Linked DNA regions of Mus musculus: region 1 is linked to region 2. A link is a loop called in an ENCODE intact Hi-C map of the cell type or tissue named here. Cell type or tissue: heart. All regions are shown on one strand. Links, peaks and the distances in the headings refer to the core of each region. The heading gives the core; the rest is flanking DNA.

Region 1 (4,402 bases), core at 317-4,316, 59 kb before region 2:
TCATGCTAGTTGAATGCTCTTGCATTGTAAGTATGGTCTGAAGATTTTTTTCATGGCTGCTTTTAGAAGCCGAGAAATTTAACTAAACCTTAAAGTCACACTGTATGGCTGGTCTGACCTTTGTATAAACATGGCAAATTGTGATCCTATGTACACAGGGCACCATACACATAGTTGTGTCAGCTTTGGCTTTCCAGGTGGAAATGGATTGGCTCACTGAGTTTTTGCAAAGGGAAGATAAGGTGAGGGCCAGTTGTCAAGCTGAAGAGACCTTGCCAAAGCTTTTAAATAAGCTGTTATTAGGCCATGGAATTCTCAGGTTTTCAACCTGGTTCACATTTAACTGATTGCATTATCTCTTCAAAACTGCTTCTCACATACTGTCTTTGGGTCCTTGCTGAAGACACAGAGTGAGGTTTGAATGTCATACACACATTGGATTCCCATTAAAGAACAACAACAGAGACTAAAATGGGAAAGACATATTTGATGGTAAAGGGCAGGCTCTATGGGTCTCACACTCCTTGTAAAGACCTGTTTGCTTTCAGTTACCAGGAAGCATAGGCTGAGCTGTGATGGGAAAGAGGATGGTCCACTAGAGGGTGGGGGGCCAGCACTCCAGATTCAGGGAGGTGAATGTAGTCAGTTCTTACCCTCTCCGGATCTTGAATTCTTTAATTTTAGCTTGGTGATTCTCTATAAAAGGCTAGATAATATTAAATGGCATGTAGGCTACAAAGCAAAACTGAGGATCTATGTTGATAATTTTACAACAGGGAGAAAAGTCCATAAACATTTGAGGTGGTTCAATATATAAGTGATTAGTGTCTTAGTCAGGGTTGGTATTGCTGTGAAGAAACATCCCAACTAAAAGCAACCTGGGGGATAAAGGGTTTATTTTATCTTACACTTCCAGGTAGTGGTCAATTACAGAGAGATGTCAGGGTAGGAATTAAAACAGCAGCAACTTGGAGAGAGTAAATGAAGCATAGGCCATGGAGGAACTGGCTTGTACTTCATGGCTTGCTCAGCCTACTTTCATACAGCACTCATATTCTCCATCCCAGGGATGGTACGACCCATGGTGATGTGGACCCTCACAAATCACCAATAAAGAATGCCCCACAGGCTTGCCCACATCCCAATTCTTCTGCTGAAGATCCTCCTTCTAAAATGATTCTAGATTGTGTCATATTGGCATAAAACCAGCCAGCACAATTACTGAGAACAGTTTTTAGAAAAACTGGGATTATAATTAGGACAGTGGAACTCTTGTTATTTCTTTACTATAGGAATTTTCTATATAATTCAGGATGGCTTCAACTTTGCTCAGGTTAGCCATTCTCCTGCCCCAGGCTCTGAGTGTTGTTGTTATAGGTCTGTGGCACCACATGGCTTTGGAGAATGGCATTTTGTTATCACTGGTAGAGATACCAATCAGTAGAAACTAATCTTAGACAAAGGGTACCAACTATGGAGTGCAGCATATCAAACATCATATGTAGGACACCAACTGTGGGATACCTGATATCAACCGTGGGATGCAGGATATCATCCATGGGGTGCAGAGTACCATCCATGGGAATTAGGGAACCAACCATAGAATACAGGGTACCAACAATGGGATGTTGGATAGTATCCATTAGATGCAGGGTACCAACCATGTCAATCAGGATAACAACCATAGGATGCAGAGTACTATACACAAAGGGTACTGTGGAAGATTCTGGAAAAGATATCAGAGAATCTCAGTTAGAATCAAGCACCAAACAGATTAGAAAGGAAATATACTTTAGCAGATGGGAAAACAGAATAGAAATCCTTTAATGTTGAATAGGCCATGGGGGTCTTGGCTCTGTGTTAACAATTCAGGCAAATTCCTTTAGCGCTAAGAAATTCAAATGATTTTCCCCCAAGCTCATTCTGGTTCTAAAGTTCTACCTTGGTCACATTCTCTCAGCCTTGTCATTTTTATGATTATTTCATGATTTGTCATGAATCAGACCTATGGCCAATTTACACTTTTAGTCAACTTTCTTAGCTTAAAAAATTCTGTGCCATATGTTATCAAAATCAGTCACTGAGTTCTGACAGGTAGTATCAGGAGCTGTTGAAGATGGAAAGCTCTTGTGAATTTTGATTAGATGAGGTATCATCTCCTGTGATTTGTTTGACCTGGCTATTGCATTAGATTTGAAGTTGTTTTATGCTGTGTAGTATTACATATTGCAGAGTAGTTTTACATTTTTAAAAAGTAAACACCCAAGCCTTGTTTAATACATTATTATGCTGTCTGTATATCCTTAAACCAAATTAAACCTTCCCAGAAAAATGATCTGAAAAATGGGTTCTTATTTTTAATGCATATTTCATGCAGACCTTGCCAGAGAAATAGAAGCCAGAAGGGTCCTCGCTGCATCTTAGGCTAAGCAATCTGCTTTTCTAAAGAAGATCATATTCCATGGCCCTTTCTCTAGCCAGTCATAGCCTGGATTCTACCACAGAGCCAGAGTGAAGCACCAAAGCTTTGCTTGGCTGGTACGATCCTTAGGAAAGCCATGATACTTCTCAGTGGGAATACCCTGCGACCTGTGAGGAGACAGGCAGTCCAGATGCTTGGCTGGTACATTTACTCAGCCTGCAAGTTGTCTCTAGTCAGTCTATGGGGGAATACACTGCCTAAGAAAAGTCCATGAGTGTGGCAATTGAGGAGAAATGTATTTGCTCAGTTCCCTCCCAGCTCCCAATTCTCACTGGTCCAAAGTTTTCTCTAGGCAGTGAACCCCCTTCCCTTCTGGTTTGGATCAGGCGGCCCTTTGGGTGGTTGTAGGGCATGGACTAGTTAAGCCTTCATTCCCCCCGGTTAGGAGCTACACAGGGATTCCTTCTCATCAGCTAGGTGTAGTGGAAGCAGACCGAGAAGAGACTTTTCACCCCCAGAACTATCTTTCTTTGCTTGATAGAGAAAGACTTTCTGTAAAGATATAACGAAGTGCTGCCCATAAGGCCTCTTGTAGAGGTGCAGCCAGGTGTTGTCAATCAAGGCTGAATAAAGATGCAATGAGGAATTACTTATAAGGCTCTTTTGACAATGCAACCCATAGGGAGGTCTCCTTTCCCTGCCCCCTGCTGTGGAGCTTGCTTGCAGATGTTTCTTAAATCCACAGAAGGATTTTTTTTTTAAACCATGGCAAGAGTCTTGAATTTCTGATAGACTGTATGATTGTGAAGTTACTACAGGCAATTTGCCACATTCAGCTGACTATTCTTAATAACCAGTAAAATACTTCTTAAAATATGTATTCTTAGAAAAGTTCATAGATGTGCATAACATATCCTGATCATGTTTATCTTCATCCCTCACCTCCAATTCCCCAAGAGCCCCATCCCTCTAAATTTTGTTTATTTTTAATCCACAGAATCCAGATAATGCTGCTTATATATACATGGGTGTGAGGTTAGCCATTGGGAAGTGGGGGTCTCCCAGTAGTAACTGCTCCATGGAAAAGTGACTCCCCTTGCCCTAGTAACCATCAATATGCTGATTGCTATCAGTGGGGTCTTAGGAGCTCCTTCAGTCTATGCTAGAATTTCTAATTGCCCAATCTTATGCAGGGCCCCTGCAGAGAACCATAGTCACTGTGAGTTGCCACATTAGGCTAAGTCAGAGGTGGTTGTAACTCTGAGTGATACTAGACCAGCAGGTTATACATGTCTAAATAAATAAATAAATAAATAAATAAATAAATATTCCCTTTCGTTGTTGGCATTATAGAAAAAAAAATTTCCAGGGAGATGACTGTGTCAAATATTCAGTCCTGGAGCTCTATGGCTTCATTTCTTTTGCATATGCACAAAATAAGTAAGTTTAGGTAAGAATGAGTGACAAAATTATGTTAATATAGGTACACTACCTTGCATCCTTTTTTGTATGTGGTATCTTTGTGTTCATACTTACTTCCAAAGCGTTGGAGTGCTTTACTTCTGTCCATCCTAACTTACTTAATTTCTTATTTTCCCATTTATGGAGATACCTACTGTTTCTCATTTCTTTGTTTTTACATTTATTCTAATTACAAGCATTTGATGAAAGTAGTATCACATGTTGGGTATCTTTCCATGATTGTCTCCCCGACAACTCTAGGAGAATCAATTGAAAAATTATTAGAGGAAAATAAGAGTGCTGACCCAGGTGGTCAGTTATAGAGTGAATATTGAAATCAATAGCTTACCTTACATTCTGACAGGAATTGGTTGAAAACTGTAATCGAAGAGAAGCCCACATACAGTTATGGCAAAAAGCACTGACTGACAGTTGACAAATACTAAGCTGTATTAAGGCTTGTGGCCCTATGGCTTAGATGTGGCTTAAACTTTCCTGCAATGTCCCTGTGCTAGAATG
Region 2 (4,402 bases), core at 287-4,286:
AGAAGAGATTGACAAAACTGTCAAAGAAAATTCAAAACATAAAAAACTCCTAACCCAAAGCATTCAGGAAATCCATGACACAATGAAAAAACCAAATCTAAGAATAATTGGACTAGAGGAGAATGAAGATTCCCAGCTCAAAGGACCTGAAAATGGCTTCAACAAAATCATAGAAGAAACTTCCCCATCCTAAAGAAAGTGATGGGCATAAAGGTACAAGAAGCCTATAGAACCCTAAGTAAATGGGACCAGAAAAGAAAATCTTCTCATTACATAATTATCAAAACAATAAGTGCACAGAGTAAACAAAAAATATTAAAAGCTGCAAGGCAAAAAGGCCAAGTAACATACAAAGGTAGATCTATCAGAATTACACCAGATTTTTCAACAGAGATTATGAAAGCCAGAAGAGCCTGGTCAGAGGTCATGCAGACTCTATGGAAACATAAATGCCAGCACAAGCTACTATACCCAGCAAAACAATCAACATAGATGGAGAAAACAAATTATTCCAGGCCAAAGCCAAATTCAAATAGTATCTATCTACCAATGTACTTACAGAAGATCCTGGAAGGATTCCTCCAACACAAGGAAGATAACTGCACCAAAAAAAGGACAAGCTATTAAGCATCTCACAACAAAGTCAAATGCAGAGATTTACAAGTGCGTAAAACCACCTACAAAAACAAACACACCAGAAACCAACTGCCTTTGCCTCCCAAGTGCTGGGATTAAAGTCGTGAGCCATCACTGCCCAGCTAATATCTCTCAATATTAATGGAATCAACTCACCTATAAAAAGACATAAGCTAACAGACTGGATACACAAACAAGATCCAGAATTTTGCTGCATACAAGAAACACACCTCAACAACAAAGACAGGCAGTATTTCAGAGTAAAAGGATGGAAAATGGTGTTCTAAGCAAATGGTCCAAGAAAACAAGCAGGAGTTGCCATTCTAATATCAAATAAAATAGACTTCCAACCAAAGGTTATCAATCATGATGAAGAAGTACACTTCATATTCATCACTGGTAAAATATCCCAAGAGAAAGTCTTAATTCTAAATATCTATTCCCCAAATGCAAGAGCACCCAAATTCATAAAAGAAACTTTACTAAAATACAAAACACACATTGAACCCCACACAATAGTAGTGGGAGATTTCAAGACCACACTCTCACAAATGGACAGGTCATTGAAACAGAAACTAAACAGAGACATAGTGAAACTAAGAGAGGTTATGAACCAAATGGATTAACAGATATCTACAGAACATTTCACCCTAAAACAAAAGAATACAGCTTCTTCTCAGCACTTCATGATGCCTTCTCCAAAATCAACCATATAATTGGTCACAAAACAACCCTCAACATATACAAGAAGATTGAAATAATACCATGCATCCTATCAGCTCACCATGGCCTTAGACTGGTCTACAATGACAGCAAAAACTACAGAAAACCCACATACATGTGGAAATTGAACAACTGTGTACTCAGTGATAACTTGGTTAGGAAAGAAATAAAGAAAGAAATTAAAGACTTCCTGAAGGTTAATGAAAAGGTTGACACATCATACCCAAACCTATGGGACACAATGAAAGCAGTGCTAAGAGGAAAGTTCATAGCAGTAAGTGCCCTGGTAAAGAAACTTCAGAGATCTTACACCAACAACTTAATAGCACACCTGAGAGCACTAGCACAAAAAGAAGCAAACTCAACCAAGAGGAGTAGAAGGCAGGGAATAGTTAAACTCATGATGAAATTAACCAAATAGAAACGAAGAAACAATACAAAGAATAGCAAAACCAAAAGCTGGTTCTTTGAAAGAATCAACAAGATAGATAAACCCCTAGCCAAACTAACTAAACGGCCAAGAGGAAGTATGCAAATTAATAAAATCAGAAATGAAAAGAGAGACATAAACAACTGAAAGGAAGGAAATTCAAAAAATCATCAGATCCTACTATAAGAGCTTATACTCAACAAAACTGGAAAATCTAGATGAAAAGATTGGTTTTCTAGACAGATGGCACATACCAAAGTTAAATCAAGATCAGGTAAACTATCTAAACAGTTCTATATCACACAAGGAAATAGAAGAAGTCATTAAACACCTCCCAACCAAAAAAAAGCCTAGGGCCATATGGATTTAGTGCAGAATTCTACCAGACCTTCAAAGAAGACCTAATACCAATTTTTCTCAAACTATTGCAGAAAATAGAAACAGAAGGAACACTACCTAAATCATTCTATGAAGCCACAATTACTCTGATACCTAAACCACACAAGGACTAAACCAAAAAAGAGAACTTCAGACCAATCTCACATATGAATATTGGTGCAAAAATACTCAATAAAATTCTTGCAAACTGAATCCAGGGACACATCAAAACCATCATTTACTACAATCAAGTAGGCTTCATCCCAGAGATACAAGGTTGGTTTACTATATGAAAATCCACTAATGTAATCCATTATATAAACAAAGTCAAAGGAAAAAAATCACATAATCATCTTAGATGCTGAAAAAAGAATTTGACAAAATACAACACCCCTTCATGGTAAAAGTACTGGAGAGATCAGGAATTCAAGGCCCATACCACAACATAATAAAAGTAACTTACTGCAAACCAACAGCCAATATCAAGTTAAATGGAGGCATACTTGAAGCAATCCCACTGAAATCGAGGAAAATATAAGGATGCCACTCTCCCAATATCTATTCTATATAGTAATTGAAGTGTTAGCTAGAACAATAAGACAACAAAAAGATCAAGGAGATACAAATTGGTTAAAAAGAAATAAAGGTATCACTATTTGCAGAGCTATGATAGTATACATAAGTGAACCCAAAAATTCTACCACAGAACTTCTCCAGCTGACAAACAACTTCAGCAAAGTGGCCGGATATAAAATTAACTCAAATAAATCAGTAGCCTTCCTTTATACAAAGGTTAAACAGGCTGAGAAAGAAATTAGGGAAACAATTCCCTTCACAATAGTCACAAATTGTTTATAATATGGTGGGGTAACAAACCAACCAAGTGAAAGACCTGTATGAAAATAATTTCAAGTCTCTCAAGAAAGATATTGAAGAAGATCTCAGAAAATGGAGAGATCTCCCATGCTCATGGATGGCAGAATTAACATTGTAAAAATGGCCATCCTACGAAAGGCAATCTATAGATTCAATGCAATCCCCATCAAATCCCAACACAATTCTTCAAAGACATGGAAATAGCAATTCTCAAATTCATCTGTAAAGGCAAAAAAACCAGAATAGCGAAAAGAGTTCTTAACAATGAAAGAACAGCTGGGGGAATCACCATCCCTGACCTCAAGCTTTACTATAGAGCAATAGTGATAAAAACTCCATGGTATTGGTACAGAGACAGACATGTTGATCAATGGAGTAGAATTGAAGATTCAGAAATAAAACCACACACTTTCCATCACTTGATCTTTGACAAAGACACCAAAAATATACAATGGAAAAAAGAAAGCATCGTCAATAAGTGGTGCTGGTCTAACTGGCTATCTGTGTGCGGAAGAATGAAAATAGACCCATATTTGTCACCTTGTACATAGCGCAAGTCCAAGTGGATCAAGGGCCTCAACATAAAACCAGATACACTGAATCTAATAAAAGAGAAAGTGGGAAAGAGTCTTAAACTCCTTGGCACAGGGGTAAAATTTCCTAAAGAGAACTCCAATGGCCCATGCTCTAAGATCAAGAATTGATAAATGGGACCTCATAAAACTGGAAAGCTTCTGTAAGGCAAAGAACATAGTTGATAAGACAAATCGACAACCTACTGATTGGGAAAAAATAATCTTCACTAATCCCACATCCATTACAGGGCTAATATCCAAAATATATAAAAAACTCAAGAAGTTAATCACCAAAAAACCCAAACAACCCAATAAAAGATGGGATATAGAACTAAACAGAGAATTCACAACAGTAGAATGACAAGTCACCTAAAGAAATGTTCAAAGTCCTTAGTGATCAGAGAAATGCAAATCAAAACGACCCTGAGATTCCACCTTACACCAGTCAGATGGGCTAAGATCACAACCTGAGGTGACAACACATGTTAGAGAGGATGTGGATAAAGAGGAACACTCCTCCATTGCTGGTGGGACCACTCTGAAAATCAATCTGAAGGTTCCTCAGAAAATTGGAAATGGATCTACCTGAAGACTCAGCTATACCACTCTTGGAAATATACCCAAAAGATGCCACAGGGGCATGTGTTCCATTATGTTCATAGTGGCCTTATTTGTGATAGCCAGAATCTGGAAAAAGCCAAGATGTCCCACGACAGAATAATGGATATAGAAAATGTGGTTCATTTACACAATGAGATACTTCTCAAGTATTAAGAACGAGGAC

Evidence for each region. A loop is a pair of places that touch in the nucleus more often than their neighbours do. Peaks named below come from ENCODE experiments on the same cell type or tissue, not always from the same donor. Only the 100,000 strongest peaks of a DNase experiment are listed, where the experiment ranks them.
Region 1: it touches region 2 in a loop (4-fold over the local background); 3 of 42 quality-filtered maps call a loop at or near these places.

The regions. Positions count from the first base shown.
Region 1 is chr14:15,772,429-15,776,830 of GRCm38, reverse strand. It overlaps Gm31804 (a long non-coding RNA gene), which reads right to left and starts at 1,727. Exons shown (of 5, transcript XR_874228.2): 1 at 1,525-1,727. In heart, for the core only: no CTCF peak of the experiment used is centred there; no DNase peak of the experiment used is centred there.
Region 2 is chr14:15,713,368-15,717,769 of GRCm38, reverse strand. No RefSeq gene overlaps it. Among named protein-coding and RNA genes, the nearest start is that of Gm31804, 60 kb to the left of the region's middle. In heart, for the core only: no CTCF peak of the experiment used is centred there; no DNase peak of the experiment used is centred there.